Linked DNA regions of Homo sapiens: region 2 is linked to region 1. Evidence: read pairs that join two places in POLR2A ChIA-PET (ENCODE). Cell type or tissue: PC-9. All regions are shown on one strand.

Region 1 (8,000 bases):
TTTAACTCTCAGGGTTGTCTACACACTAAGTCCCCAGCAATTGGTCAATTAACATTCAGTTTTCCCTACCCTGACAGCGGTTCCACAGATTTCTGCTCGTGGGTTTCTGCTCTGAGCAGTAGTTCTTTGCATCCACCTGTATGTCTCTCCAGTTTTAGGGGTAGCCGTGTTCCTGATTCCTTGGCTTTTTACTTGTTTTTAGAATAAAGTGATGATCGCTAAGCTCCTTACATGCAGGACCAGAAACCAGAAGTTGCCATTTCCATTTTAAAATGAGATAACTAAGAATCACAGGAGGTACAACATGACTTCCCAAAAGTCATATATGTGTTGGAGATTGAATGAAGACCTGAGCCTAGTGACACTAAGGCTGAGTTATTAACCTGTTGTGAAGTTGTGTAAAAGACTTGGATTTTACTTATCCATTTCAGAAAGAAAGTGACTAAATTGAGATACTGACTCAACTTCTTACATTCAGGAAAGAAGGTCATTAAAATAGCATTCTATTCCTAAAATTTTATCTCACTCAAATTATGAAAACTTATCTGCACAGTTTATTACAGTGTGATTCATAAGAAAAAAATGTAAATAGCTTTAATGGCTTTGAAAATTATATATATATATGCTTACAATAAGATATTAAGAACAGAATGTAAAATCAGAGTAAAATGTATATGATATCATATCAAGTGAAGAAAGCTGACATCAAAACTGTTTCTACTTAAAATGAACAATGATGGTAAATAGTAAAAAATGCTAGTTGCGAAGGTTGAGCTTTAAAAAAAAAATGTATGATGAGCCAGGTGCAGTGGCTCATGCCTGTAACTCCAGCACTTTGGGAAGCCGAGGCGGGCGGATCACGAGGTCAAGAGATTGAGACCATCCTGGCTAACACAGTGAAACCCCGTCTCTACCAAAAATACAAAAAAAATTACCCGGGCGTGCTGGCGGGTGCCTGTAGTCCCAGCTACTCAGGAGGCTGAGGCAGGACAATGGCGTGAACCCGGGAGGCAGAGCTTGCCATGAGCCAAGATGGCACCACTGCACAGCAGCCTGGGCGACAGAATGAGACTCTGTCTCAAAAAAAAAAAAAGTATTTTTTTTGATAAATGTGCATTCTATGGTTTGAATATTCCCCAACAAAACTCATGTTGAAGCTTAACCCTCAATGTGGGAGTATTGAGAACCAGGGCCTTTAAGATGTAATTGGATCATGAGGGCTCTGCCTTTATGAATAGATAAATCCATTTGTGGATCAATGGGTTATCATGGCAGTGGAACTGGTGGCTTTATAAAAAGAGAAAGAGAGACTTGAGCTAGCACATTAGCATGCTCAGTCCCCTGTCCACGTGATACCCACTAGGACTCTTCAGAGAGTCCCCATCAGCAAGAAGCGTCTCAACAGATGGGACTCCTTGACCTTGGAATTCTCAGCCTCCATAACTGTAAGAAATAAATTCCTGTTCTTTATAAATTACCCAGTTTCAATTATTCTGTTACAAGCAACAGAAAATGGACTAATAGCATGTACAATAAGTAAGTGAAAGAAATGCATTCATGATACTTTATGGACTGGAGACACTGGAATAGTCTTTTTGAAAAAAGGAAAGCTTATTTCTTGCAACTTTAGTTTAAAATTTAGAATTATAAATATCAGTCTTTAGAGGAATATAAATGTCATTGTTTACATGGAGGAGTATGCTGGCATAATGGGTGTCAAGTTTTTCCTCTTGCTATAACACGTACTTAAATAAATCGCTCCCCAGAGGCCTTATAAAATGGCATCACATGTTCATTTAAACTAGGTGTTTATGGTACAACAATGTAGAGAATAAAAGGAATGGAACACTGGGCAATTTCTATAGAAAAAGAAGGATTTTAGTAATGTGGTTGGGGGTGTAAGGCATCATCAATGCAGGCTTTTATTCAACCTCATTCATTCAGCACACAGTAAAAGATGCATGTGCCTAAATCCTGGAGATAAGCCTGACTTGAAATGTGTTTCTCTCTTTGGTATAATGCTTTTTTTTTTCCAGGTCTTTTTCAGTAATTCCTTGCAGCTTCAGCTCATACACAATGATTCGTTGGTTTCTTCATTGAAAAGGAAGGGAAGGGGGAGAAAACACCACTTTTTAAAGCCAAGACCAAAGAAAATAATTCCTTTTGTGTAAAGGATCAATAATGGTCTCTGTTCATTCTATTTCTTGTTTGTATTTTCTATTGATGTGTACCAAATCTAGACATTTGGTTTTAAGTGTTGTTTTAAAAAATTTACAGAAAAAAATAAAGAAGAAAACAGGGTAATTTTAACCACCCTTGACCTACTTTTAAAAAATTCTATTAATACACATACACAAACAAAAGGAAAAAATATTGATGTATGTCTGCATGCCAAAGTATTTACTAACATGCTTAATTTTTTATCTGGGGTAACCAATGCAATCATAAAAAATGATCAATTGAAATTATTTTAAGATCAGGAATTTTTAATAATGATAATTATTTATCTGTAGCCATGACTGCTTCTAATTATTATGGGAAGATGATCATCTCACTTTGAACAAGCGGCTGAGTGGAATGAAAGAGGAGCATAGTCCCTCCATGCTGATTTTTTTTTCTTTCCGCACACTTGATCTCTAATTGCTTCTGTACCAAACTGGGAATAGAAATGCCCAAGTCCATCAGAATGTCTAGTTTCGTCACAAGAAGTATGTATCAAAAAGCCATGTTCCTGAAAAGATTTGTAACTGAAAATGCAAATAGAAAACAATACATTGCTACATACGTAGCCTGAAGGATTTAATGACATAAAAATCAGAGTCAGAAATGTCTACCTGGGTTTAACTTACCTATTGCCAATAATAGCTAAAATACATAAAGAAGTGGCTCTTATAAAAGTAAACTTGATTCTGTTGTGATTGAAAATGCTAAACTTCATCTATTCTTTCATTTATTCAACAAATATTATTCAGTGCATAGTATATGTCAGGCACCATATTAAGACCATGGATAAAGGATAAAGAAGATGGCCATTATTCCTGACTTCTCAGAACTTAAAACTAAGAGACAAATATAATATAGAGTGATGTTCTATACAGAGAGACAGAGAAAGAGCTAAAAGCATAGATTTCAAATTGTAGCTACCTTGGAAATAGTGAGTAGTCTGGGTTCTCCAGTGAAAACAAACCAGTAAGATTGAGAGAGAAAAAATTTATTAAAAGGAATTGGCTCACATGATTATAGAGGCTAAGAAATCCATCCCAAGATCTGCAATTGGCAAGCTAGAGACCCAGGAAGGCCAATAGTGTAGTTCCAGTTCAAATCCAAAAGTCAGAGAACCAAAAGAGCTGATGGGTATAAGTTCTGGTTTAAGGGGAAGGAAAAACTAGTGTTTCAGCTCCAAAAGTGAAGCTAAAGAAGTTTCCTCCTAATCAAACCTTATGTTCTATTCAGGTCTTCAGTTGATTGGATGAGGCCCATACACATTCAGGGGGGCAATCTCCTTACTCAGTTTATGATTTAAATGTCAATCTCATTAAGAAATACTCTTACAGACACACCAAAATAATGGTTGATAAAGTGTCTGGACACTTCATAGCCCTATCATGTTGACACAAAATTAACCATCACAGTCAGTTAGGTTAAGAAGGATTCCTGGAGGAGAAGACACCTAGGCTGAACACTGAAGGACAGTATTTCATAAATAAAATATTAATTTACTTTCTCATAAGTAACTTTTATCAATAACGTATATGATATTTATGTGTCTTCAGAAATGCATTTTTTCTTCCATTTTAACAGAAATGATTTGGATTTTTACTATATCTATTACTCCATTTTCAAACAGCTATAAAGAAATACCTGAGACTAGGTAATTTGTAAAGGAAAGAGGTTTAATTGACTCACAGTTCTGCATGGCTGAGGCAGCCTCAGGAAGCTTACAATTATGGTCGGAGGAGAAGAGGCACGTCTTACATGGTGGCAGGCAAGGGAGAGCCTGTGGGAATGCAGGAAAAACTGCCATTCATAAAACCATCAGATCTCGTGAGAATTCACTCACTATCACAGGAACAGCATGGAGAAAACAGCCCCCATAATCCAATCATGTCTATCCTTCAACAAATGGGGATTAAAATTCAAGATAAGATTTGGGTGGAGACACACAGCAAAACCATATCACTATATTAGGTTACAATCCTAGAGAATTTAATATTATACTTGAGCTTATAAAATAAAGGTCTCACATGGCATATTGATACTATGTCAATAAAATATATAATGATTATATTTCCATAGAACTACACAGTTTATAAAATGTTTTCATCCACATTATCTTATTTTAAGCTGTAGGTTTTCAGTGAGATATTTCCATTACTGGGAAACATTTACATTAAAAACTCATTTGTTAGAAATAAATGTTTCAACTGGTCTCAGAACTAATGGGAATACAAAGCTCTTGATGACTGCATTTGTGGATGGTGTTTGGATGTTCTTTCTAATAGTTTAGAGGATAGAGAAATCATAATTGGGATACTCCTTAGGAAGTCTGTTTTATTTAAGCAATTATAGCTAGAAAGACAAAAACTCTGAGGCATTTTTCTTAAATATCATCTAGAAAACATTAAAGTGTTTATTGATTTCAATATTTGATATAGAGAAGTAAATCCATGTGTTCAAAATTCCCCAGTTGCTGTAAAATACAACATTAAATTTTCTTTCTTTTCTTTTTTTTTAAAGTCCTTTAACACAGATTTCTTGGTGCTAAAAAGTGCACTGCTTCTTGTGGAAACACAATAAATTCTACTCTAATTGAAAAGAAGACAGGGTAGCTATTCTCTTTGCTGACCTATATGCCATTGCTTTCCTCATTTTTCCCTTTATTACCTTTTGTTAGAAGTAATCTGTGCAGATGTTTTAAACATTTATTGAGATTGTTTTATAACCTAGAACATGATATGTTCTGCTAAAATTACCATTGCATTTGGAAAGAGTGTGTATTCTACAGTTGTTTGATATGGTAATCTATTAAATATTAATTAAATTATGGTGATTGATTGATGGTGTTGTTTAAACCTTCTATATATATAAAAATCTTTTGTATAGCTCTATCAATTGCTGTGAGAGAGGTTTTAAATAGGTGATTATGCAATTCTCTATTCCTCCTTTTAATTATGTACATGTTTGCTTTGTATAATTTGAAGCTCTGTTTATAATTGTATATCTTCTTAATGAATTAACCATAAAATTATCTTTTTGAAGTATTTCTTTTTATACTTGATGATATTTTTGTTTTGAAATCTATTTTATCTGACATTAATATAGCTACTATATAGCCTTCTTATTCTTGAGGGTTGCATGGTATATCTTTTCTATCCATTTACCTTCAGCTTAACTGCATTTTCATAGTTGTTTGTCTCTTAGAGGCAGAGTATAGTTGAGTCTTTTTTGTATTTATTCAGAAACCTTTCCTATTTATATTTAATTGGAATGTTTGGGTCATTCATGATTAACGTAATTATTGAAATGGTTAGTGTGGTAGGCAGAAAGAGGGCCCCAAAGATGTCCACTCCCTAATCCTCAGAACCTATGAATATGTCATCTTGCATGGTAAAAGAGATTTTGAAGAGGTGATTATGATTGAGGACCTTGAAATTAAAAGATTATCCTGGATTATCTGAGTCGGTCCATTCTAACTTTATAAATCCTTTAAAACAGAGAACTTTTCTTAGCTGTGGTCAGAAAGAGGTATAACCACTACATGGAAGACGTTTCAGGAAGATGTGGGATAAGATAAAGTTAACTGGCTACTTGCTGGCTTTAAAGATAGAGGAAGGCAGCCAAAAGCTGGTGACAGCTAGAATCTGGAAGTCATTCTCAGTTTAAGACCAGAAAGAAAACAAGGATTTCAATCTTACAAACTGAAGGAACTGATTTCTACCACCAACTTAAATAAATGGAAAAGAGATTATTTCCTGAATCCTTCAAAAAGCAGTGAGGACTGTTGACACCTTGGTTTTGGTTTATTGAGACCCATACCACACTTGTGACCCACAGAAATATAATAATTTGTGATGCTTAAGCCACAACATTTACAGTAATTTGCTAGGCCTACAATAGAAAATTAACATAGATTTTGGTACCTGAAAGTAGAATGTTGTTGTAATGAGTAGAAAAATGTGAAAGTAGAATTGACTTTGGAATGGGGCACTGAGTGGAAACTGGAAGAATTTTGAGAAGGCAGAGAGAAAAAGCCGAGATTGTCTTGAAAAGACTGTAACTAGAAATACAAATATGAAAGGTGCTGCCAGTGAAGACTTAGTAGAAAATGAGCAACAAGCTATTTGAAACTGAGGGAAAGGGGATTTTTATCATATTGTGATAGAAAATTTAGCATAATTTTGTTATACATTTATGTGTAAAACAGAATCTGTAAAAAAAAAAAGTGAAACTGAAATTTAGTTCAAGAGATTTTCGAGTGAAATATTGAACGTATGGCCTCGTTGCTTCTTGCTGCTTAAAGTATGAAAAGAGACACAATTGAAGGAAAAGCTGTTAAACAAAATGAGGCTATGAATTGAGGACTTTGAAAGTTCTCAGTTATCTACGTTGCAAAAAAAAACAAAAGCACCAATATTAAGAGATTCATTGTTAGGAAAGAATGCTCTAGTGAGTAAGCAGAGGTATGGCTGCATAATCTTCTGCTAATATTTCAGAAAGATTAAAAGTATTCAGTCATACAAAAGGTTCTCTGAAGAGGTTAAGGGTGTTGCTCACAAACTTTCTTAAACAAGAGAACATCTTAGAAATTGAAGGGTTTTGCCTCCTCTCCCATCCTCTCAGCAAAAATCAAACATATCGATGAGAGTATGCAGGAAAATCTGTAGATAAACCTTTTTTCTAGTGAGTTGAATCCCTGTGACATACACAGGAGACCCACAAAATTTATTGAAAGTTTTATACCAACAGAAACACTGCCAGATTGAACTGAAAGAGGGAGAGAAAATACAAAATGAAAGAAGACTGCCTGGCCTTCTTTCTATAGTCGTGAAACAGACTGATAAAACTATGCAGCTACAAACATGTTCTACTTGTGAAAAAGAAGAATGACTGAGGACACAGCCTCAAATCCAGAGGGTGAAGCCTAGTGCCACAGAGGACTATTCCTAGACATTGAAACCAAATGGAGTGTGCCCAGCTAGTAAAAATTACTAAGTTTCTTGAAACCTGTGAATTCTGATTTCAGTTTTTATTTTCCTGATAATTAATGAGGTTGACCATCTTTTTATAGGTATATTTGAGACTTTTGGAAAGGGCCTGCTTACAAGACATAATTTTATTGGGTTTTCTGTCTTTTTATTATTTGTAGAAGTTATTTATCTATTTTGCCTATGAATCCATTGCAAACTACATGTATTTTATATTGCTAAAAGATTTTCCCACTCTGACTGCCTTTTATTTTTTGATAAATGTGAGTTACTAATATTATTGTAATCCAATTTATGAGTCTTTATAGTAATACTTTTGTACTCTTTTAAAGAAATCTTTTACTATCCTAAGTTCATGAAGATATTTCTCTATATTCTATAAGCTTTTTTTTGCCTTTCATACTTAATCTTTTTATATAGTGAAACAGTAGGAGTCAAGATTCATTTTTATGTAACTATCTACTTGATCTAGCACTACTTTTTGAAAAGATCATGTTTTCCCCCACTGTCACTTTGTGATAATTATGTAACAACAAATATAAGCCTCTTTATATCATCTCTGACCTGTTTTATCTCTATTCTGGTTTGTCTCACCTCCTGCAAATAACATAACGTTTTAATTGTGGTTGCTTTATAATAAATCCTGATATTCAAGTTTTTATTCAAAATTGTAATTGATAATTTTGGAATCAACTTAATAATTTCTAAAAATTGTTGGGATTTTTATTGTGATGGTATTGAATCCATAAATCAACCTGGAGAAAACGGACATCTTTCCAATAGCTTCTTCAGTCT
Region 2 (8,000 bases), 78 kb before region 1:
TGTAGGTATCAGGCTAGGTAAGTTCCAAGTTCCCTTCCAGCTCTGCCATTCTAGGATTCTATGCTAATAGAACATCTGTAGTATTTTGTGGAAAAATTATCTTCAAGTCTAAGGAAATTTGGGGCTATATTGGCCTCTTGAGTTATTGCAATAGCCATTTGCATTGCTTTAGCAACCAGACTTTATCACAACTCAAGGTTCCCAGAGGGTGTTGAGAGGACTGCAGCTTAGGTAGTAAAAGCTGGAAAAGAGGGAAGGAAAAATGAATGAAACTAGAAAAAGAAAGGGAGAATTATTAGGGGGAGAAGGAGAGGAAAGGGAGAGTGAGAAATAGTAAAAGCCAGAGTAGGAGATGGGGAAGAGGATCAGGAGAAGCGAGGGAGGGAGGAAGAGAAGGAGAAATGGAGGAAGGCAGAAACAACAGGTAATTGTAAGGATAATGCAGTGGACACTATTTGTGTTTTTCCTCTATCATTATTATTATTATAATAATGCCATTGTTACATTGGAGAGGAGGTGGAATGTGTTTAATAGAAAGCAGGGACTTTGGAGTTAGCCTAGACATGGTTTCGAATTTTGACTCTTTTCCTGAGAAGCATTATGTCCTGTCTTAGTCCAGTGGACTGCTATAACAAAATACTACAGACTGGGTGACTTATTAACAACAATAATTTATTTCCCACAGTTCTGGAAGCTGGGAAGTCCAAGATCAAGGCACCATTCATTGTCTGGCGGGGGCCAGCTTTCTTGCTTGTAGACAGTGCCTTCTTACTGTGTCCTCACACAGGGGAATAAGCAAGGAATATCTCTCCTGCCTCTTTGATAAAGCAACTAATTTCTTTTATGACCTAATCACCACCACCACCCCCGCCCAAAGTCCCATCTCCTGATACTATAAACTTGGGAGTGAGGATTTCAACATATGAATTTGGGGGGAAATAAAAACACTCAGATCATAGCCTATCTCTAGGCACGACACTTAACCTCTCTCTCAAAGTTAGGCTATTTTTAATTATAAAAAAAGGGATAACATCTCTCCTCTTAGGTATCTTTAAAAACCATATAATATAAATGGCTTATCACAAAGTAAGTTTATATTAGTATTTATAACATAACTGCTATGTGTTAATTATCCTTCATTTACCAGCATCACTATTGATTAAACCTAACAAAGAACACACCAAATATGCTTTATAGATCTTAGAATACTGCTGCTTTCTTTACCCCTGCCTCTCATATGCCAGCCATTAATTTCTGCCACAACATACATGAGTGCTAATGGCCATGGATCTTACATTTTGGGAACATCTCTCCCTGTTCACTGGTAGAATTTCCCACAAGCAGATAAAGCAAGATATGAAGATAGCACAAGGGCGTCATGGAAACTGCTTCTTTGTCCTATCTGTTAGGACTTTCTATGTCCCTACACACAAAAACTTATTGAATGACTTTATAAGGTCACAATCTTAAGAAAAAAAATTTTTTTTTTGCTTATGAATCTATTAACTTACTTATCTGTGCACAAGTGATTCTCACTTTAATTAACCCCCATTACTATCCTATGTGTTCTAAAAGAAGTGAATATGCATGAGAAAAAACAAGCATTCCCAGCTTAGATTTCTTAAAAAAAAACCAGAAAGATCTATGGATAGATAAATTGCACCGTAAGGCTGCTGTCTGAAATGAAGACTACAAATGACGGCTAAGAGAAGTAATAGAATATGCAGGCATCCTGTTTGGAATTAATATGTACAATCTCCTCATATTCCAAAACGCCACACTTGTAGGTTTTCTTTTTCCTGGAGTTTCTTATTATTCATTCAACTCACAAAAATTATTAAGCTAAGTGAGATACTAATCGTCAGTAGGGAAAAGGAAAGTTATGACAATCTATTAATATAATGACCTTTGCCCTAAAGAAACTGCACTCTATTTGAAAGTCCTCAAGTGATTTAAGTCTTTCATCAATTGTTTAACAGTTGACATGATTTAGTTTATAACTATTGGATCAGCCCTAAGATTTCTTATAGCCCCACTCAGTTTATATCACTAAGGTAGATGGCAAGGAATAGTCCAGCACAGCAGCGTCCAATAGAAATAGAATACAAAAAAAATCATATATATAATTTTTAAGTTTTCTAGTAGCCATGAAAAAAAGGTAAAAAAGAAACAAAAATCATTTTAATATTGTATTTTATTTAACCCAACATATCTAAAGTATTATCATTTCAACATGAAATCAATATAAAAATATATTAATGAGTATTTACATTTTGTTTGGTAATCGGTCTTCAAAATCAGTGTCTTTACACTTACAACATGACAATTTGGAGTAGCCACATTTCAAGTACTCTGTAGCCATACATGACTAGTGGCTAGCCTATCGACAGCATAGTTCAAGCATTTTCTCTAAGTAACTTATTCATTTCAATTATATATCTGTATCCAACTGCTCCTGTGCATTTATCCTTACAATCAAATCTGTATTATTGTAAGAAACAGAGAAGTTCCCCATCTTCTAATACCAGGAAAGGCAAAATAGGGCTTGGTGTTTTTGAGCTTAGATTTTAACCTATAAATTAACGTTCTTTGATATATCTTACTAACTGTATTCAGAAAAGTTTTAACATTTATGACAAAAGAGCCAGAATGGCAAGATAAAATTATAGTTCTGGACAGGAAATGTCAATGGGTGCTGGAAGCCACTGAAAGAACACCCAGAGTTTAGGAAAGCAGAGAATAGAATTGTTGTGCCCATGGCAACATTTATATGGGAAATGTCTCTCTCATTCCCTTTCAAGATCACCATCAGTGTCACTCTAACATTTATATATGGCCTTGATGAAAGTGTGAAATATAGGACAGGGTCTTAAATTGAAATATTACCATAGTTGACCAGGAGGTAGAGCACCTTCATCATTTTTAATCCTGTTTCTTTTTCTAGCTATTGTGGCTCCTTATAGAAGCACTCAGTTTAGATTGCTAAGGTAGGTCTCATAGGTAAGATGTGGAAATGTAGCATTTGAATGTTAGTATCACCTGTAAATAAGAACTATGAAAAGTCTGAGGTTTTACTCTGCTTTCAAGCTAGTATGTTAGCTTGCCACAGTTTCATAGATACTAGTAGATGGCATGAGACCCTTGGGTCAGAGACAGAGGGCATAATTATATGTTCCCATTAGTCCCCCTTGCCTCCAAAGTCCCAGGGGGTAATGCAGAATGGCTCGAGGAAATGCTGTACACATAGTAAATACGTGTCACACCTTAGGAATCCTAGGTTAAGAAAATCTCAATCTCCCGAAAGACCAGCTAGTCAACCTGCCCAACTTTTATCCTGGAGGGAAACATTATCTTTATTATCTTGGAGAGAAAACAAATCTTCCCTCTGCCCTAGACAGAGACACATACACTCTCTCTTTTCCAAGGCTATTTACCATACAAACATCCTTGAAAAGACAATAAGGAACAAAGCTATCAATACCTTTGTTCAGAAAATAGGCAGATGCAAGAACTACCTATGGATAAATGTCCCCCAACAAACTTATATTAAGGCCCCCCACTGGCCCTCTTATTGTCTACCAGATAAACTCCTGCTTTCCTCACTTATTCAACCTATGTTTGTTTATTGCTTTTTATGTGCTATTAGATTTGAAAGATTGTCAAATATTTGCAAAAACCAAGGTCTAATAGATGTAAAAGTTTCAAAAAATACTCAGGGAAAAAATTAAGAGAATTCTAATCATTTCCACAATAAGGACTTTGAGGAACTAATAGATCTTCTTAAGAGAACTTAGTTTCCCCAAGTTTCTGACAATCATGAGATCTGGATCTTTTGGGGGTCCAGGTTGCACGTATTAATATTTACTTACCAGGTGCCCCGATTTGGGGATTAAGTAAAATATAATTATAAAAAAAATTTAGTCTCTTGCTTCCATATGGCATTTTTACATCCTTTTTTTCTGATGGCAAATAATAACACACTTATACAAAGTGGCATTTAACATCAAATACATTTCATAAAACATGTTTTGATTGTATGAACTCATAAACAGATATTGAACCCTTCATATGCATGCCGGTTATATTTAAACATAAAAAAACCCATTTAATGTACAAATAGTCCCTGATAACTCTGTATAGAATCCAACTTTTTAAACAGCTGTGCAGAAGAGCTTCATAATTTAGGGTAGCAAAAGAAGATGGAAACTACATACAATTTTAGGCTTCAGGAGAATTTAGGTCAGTTAGAGGTCATTCTCCAAAATTGAATCAGAAAGGAATTCTAAACTATTGCTCAACTAGGACCCACTTTGGAAGGGTAAATTGTGCTGTACTCTATGATTTGTAGAGACCGCAGAGGGGTCCAGGTTTGGCTCACTTTCTAGCTGACCATAAAGACAACTTGGGAATAGATTGTCACAGGGACCCACTAAATGAATCACAGCCCATTTCCTGCAGCTCCTCCGTGTTTTTGAATGCCTTAGTCATCACACTCTTGGCTTATGGGAATCAGTTCCCAAAGGTCACATAGATTGCACTTCTATGGTAGTTTGATAATTTTCTGTCTACTTTAGAATAGTCGGCCAGCATTTTAAAAGTCATTTTATGTGACCGTATGGTGTGTATGAAAGAACAAGGGCTTAAAACTAGAAATCTGGACGTAAGTCTTAGTTTTGCCATTATTTGCCACTGGGCAAGTCACTGAAACTTCCTGGTCTTCTCACCTGTAGAATGGCAGGATAGGTAAAGAGGTTATGATTCATGACCAGTAAAGGCTTTTCCAGTCTTACCTTTGTATCATTCTATCTCATTTAAGACCTGGCCTTGTAAATTGTGTACTAGGAAGAACATATCTAGGCACTTTGCAGCGTCTGCTGCTATTACTACTTTATCAAGTAAGTTGCTTGGTGCCCCATTCAAAAAGCATTATGGGCAGAGCTACAGAAATGTGTGTAGCTGTTTGTCAGCATGGGTAACTCCTCAGTGACACTTGGATCTCATGACTTACTTCTTTTTTCTTGGGTGACTCAAACTCTCAGGGTCATCCTCCTGGGAGACATGTCACATGGTGATATAAAGCATGCGGCAGATATCATCAGTTTAACCAAAAGGTAAAGGAAAAATACAATCATCTTCCAGTCCACTCATTCTGAATCTTCTCACAGCATCAAAGGAAAGCTCAAAGATGGATTTCTTGCAATTTTCCCCCTTGACAGTGTGGGATACTTCAGTCAGATGAATAATACATGCAGTTGCAAGGAACACAATTTTAAAAGAATCTGGCATTTACAAAGCAGCTTTACTTCTGGAAAGAGTAAAGCCTTTGAATACTCTGTCAGTTTGAAAAGAGGTTCTGTGTCACCCTATCAGGTCACACAAACCATCTGATCAAGTGCCATTTGATGAAAGCATTTATTAATGTCAGAGTAAGAAAAATCAGCTTGAGGGATGGAAAAAGCCTAGAGGATTTATTTTTAAACCTTTAGGAATGAAAAGGAGTGGGGAGATTTCTGTTTCTAGAATGAAATACAATATAGAATTTGGATTTGACTGAATGGGGGAGCATGAGTCCTAAATCAGTGAAGAATTGTTTCCATTTTTTTGTTTGTTTGTTTTTGTTTTTGTCTTTCAAGTCTTGAGACTGCTTCCAGGAAGAGGAAATAGATGAACATTTCCCTATTCCTCCCACTAAGAGTACTAAAAACCTTGGGGCACACAAGAAATATGGACAATTTCTCAGACAATAACTGCTCTATCCTAGTCAAATAACACAGAAAAAAAAACTGGTCCTATCCTCCATGTCAGCAAAGTCTAAATGGGTAATTCTGACTCCATTCTCTCCTGCCTATAAAAAGGTGTGCCCACAGCCCCAACAGAGTGGTATCAGAGAAGACCAAGTAGAGAGATGAGACCTTCATGACCCCCGTCAGTATTAGTGAGCCCAGCTCCCATCCCAGTGTCAATGGAGAACACATGGTAAGCCTGGGCTTCCACCCCAGTGCAGCAGCAATGAGGTGCTTCTCCCATTCCTCCCTTGGGTATTAGTAGAGGAGGTCCAGGGGACAGTCAGGACTTTCAACATCACCTGTTAGTAACAAGGACACCTGTACATGATGCATGGTGTCACTGGAAAATATACAAGCGGGGGGCTGAAACTCCCATATCCACCTAGTAGTAAAGAGGGTTTCCCCATCTCAGGTGGCAGTGGAGACTTGAGTAGGGAACCTGGACTTTTACTTCCACTCGGTAGTAAAGAGACAGACTCTGGAGTGCTATTGGAGAAATCCAGTGACAGCAGAAGGTTAAAATGAGATTCTGTGTCTTAACATTTTAAAAGTGCACATTTTGATAAAAAATAACTCATATTAAAAGCCAGAATGAACATGCTAGCATCAAGATAACAGAGATGTTAGAATTATTTGACAAAGATTTTGAAGCAGTCACAACATGTTTGTTTTAAAAGCAATGATGAACATGTTTGAAATAAACTGAAAACTAGAAATTATCAGCAAAGAAATTGAAAGCCTCAACAAAGACAAAGAAAAAATAAAGAAGAACAAAATGGAAATTTTAGAACTGAAAAATACAACACAAAAAATAAAATACTTGGTGGATAGGCTCAGTAGCAGGATAGAGGGGCAGAAAAAAACAGTCAGTGAACTGGAATATAGAAGAATAGCGAGAAAATAGACCGAAAGAAAACAAGCCAAACCAACCAACCAAACAAAAAATGCCTCAATGACATATAGGATTATAATACATGAATTAACATTTGTGTCATCTGAAAAATTGAAAAGAGAGGGGAGAAAATGTGGGGCTGAAAAAATATTTAAAGAAATAATGGACCTGGCATGGTGGCTCATGCCTGTAATACCAGAGGCCAAGGCGAGAAGGTTGCTTGAGCCCAGGAGTTTGAGACAAACCTGAGAAATATAGTGAGACCCCATCTCTACAAAAACAGAAACAAAAAATTAGTTGGATATGGTGGCATGCATCTGTAGTCCCAGCTACTCAAGAGGCTGAGGTCAGAGGATTGCTTGAGCTCAGGAGTTTGAGGTTGCAGTGAGCTGTGATTATGCCACTGCACTACAGTCTGGGATACGGAGTAGACCCTACCTCAAAAAATCAAAATAAAACAAACAAAATAATAAATATTGAAAACTTCCCAAATTTGATGAGACATACACCTATAGATTCAAGACGTTAAGCAAACACCAACTATGATAACCCCACAGATATCTATGCCAAGACACATCATTACCAAGCTTCTGAAAACTAAAATAAAACACGAAAAACAGGACTGGGCTCATGCCTGTAATCCCAGTCATACAGGATGGGGGCAGGGAAGTGCTGAGTAGAAAAGGGTGTGGTCCCTGGTGAGGGCTCCACCCTCCAGCCTATACCCAAGAATCTAGGTGAGGATAGGCACTCCTGTTTCCACACCCAAAATTGCATTTTCCAAGACCACTCTGGCCTGCCACGCCTCCCATTCTGTGCCTATAAAAATCCTGAGACCCTAGCGGGCATGCACACAATTGTCTGGACATCAAGAGGAACACACCAGCAAAAGAGCACATAGGCGGTGAACGTTGAGAGGAGTAGAGGAGTGGTAGAGCATACAGTCAGACACCAACAGATGCCAGCAGGCCATCTACCGTGGGACAACGAGGAAGCCGGTTAGGGGCAGCCAGACTCCAGGGGAAGACCACTTTCCCACTGCCTCCCCTTCTGGCTCCCCATCCATCTGCTGACAGCTACCTCCACTCAATAAAACCTTACACTCATTCTCCAAGCCCATGTGTAATCTGATTTTTCTAGTACACCAAGGCAGGAACCCAGGATACAGAAAGCCCTCTGTCCTTGTGACAAGGCAGAGGGTCTCATTGAGCTGATTAACACAAGCCACCTGCAGATGGCTAAGCTAAAAGAGCACACTGTAACACACACACACTAGGGCTTCAGGAACTGTAAACACTCAACAATAGATGCTGGTGTGGGGT

Evidence for each region. ChIA-PET counts read pairs that join two places held together with the same protein. Peaks named below come from ENCODE experiments on the same cell type or tissue, not always from the same donor. Only the 100,000 strongest peaks of a DNase experiment are listed, where the experiment ranks them.
Region 2: POLR2A ChIA-PET joins it to region 1 with 12 read pairs; 2 of 35 experiments call an interaction of 5 or more read pairs at or near these places.

The regions. Positions count from the first base shown.
Region 1 is chr3:106,038,646-106,046,645 of GRCh38, reverse strand. No RefSeq gene overlaps it. Among named protein-coding and RNA genes, the nearest start is that of CBLB, 170 kb to the right of the region's middle. In PC-9, no CTCF peak of the experiment used is centred here; no DNase peak of the experiment used is centred here.
Region 2 is chr3:106,116,989-106,124,988 of GRCh38, reverse strand. No RefSeq gene overlaps it. Among named protein-coding and RNA genes, the nearest start is that of CBLB, 250 kb to the right of the region's middle. In PC-9, a CTCF peak has its summit at 2,948; DNase peaks (open chromatin) are centred at 3,288 and 7,308; H3K27ac peaks cover 2,696 bases.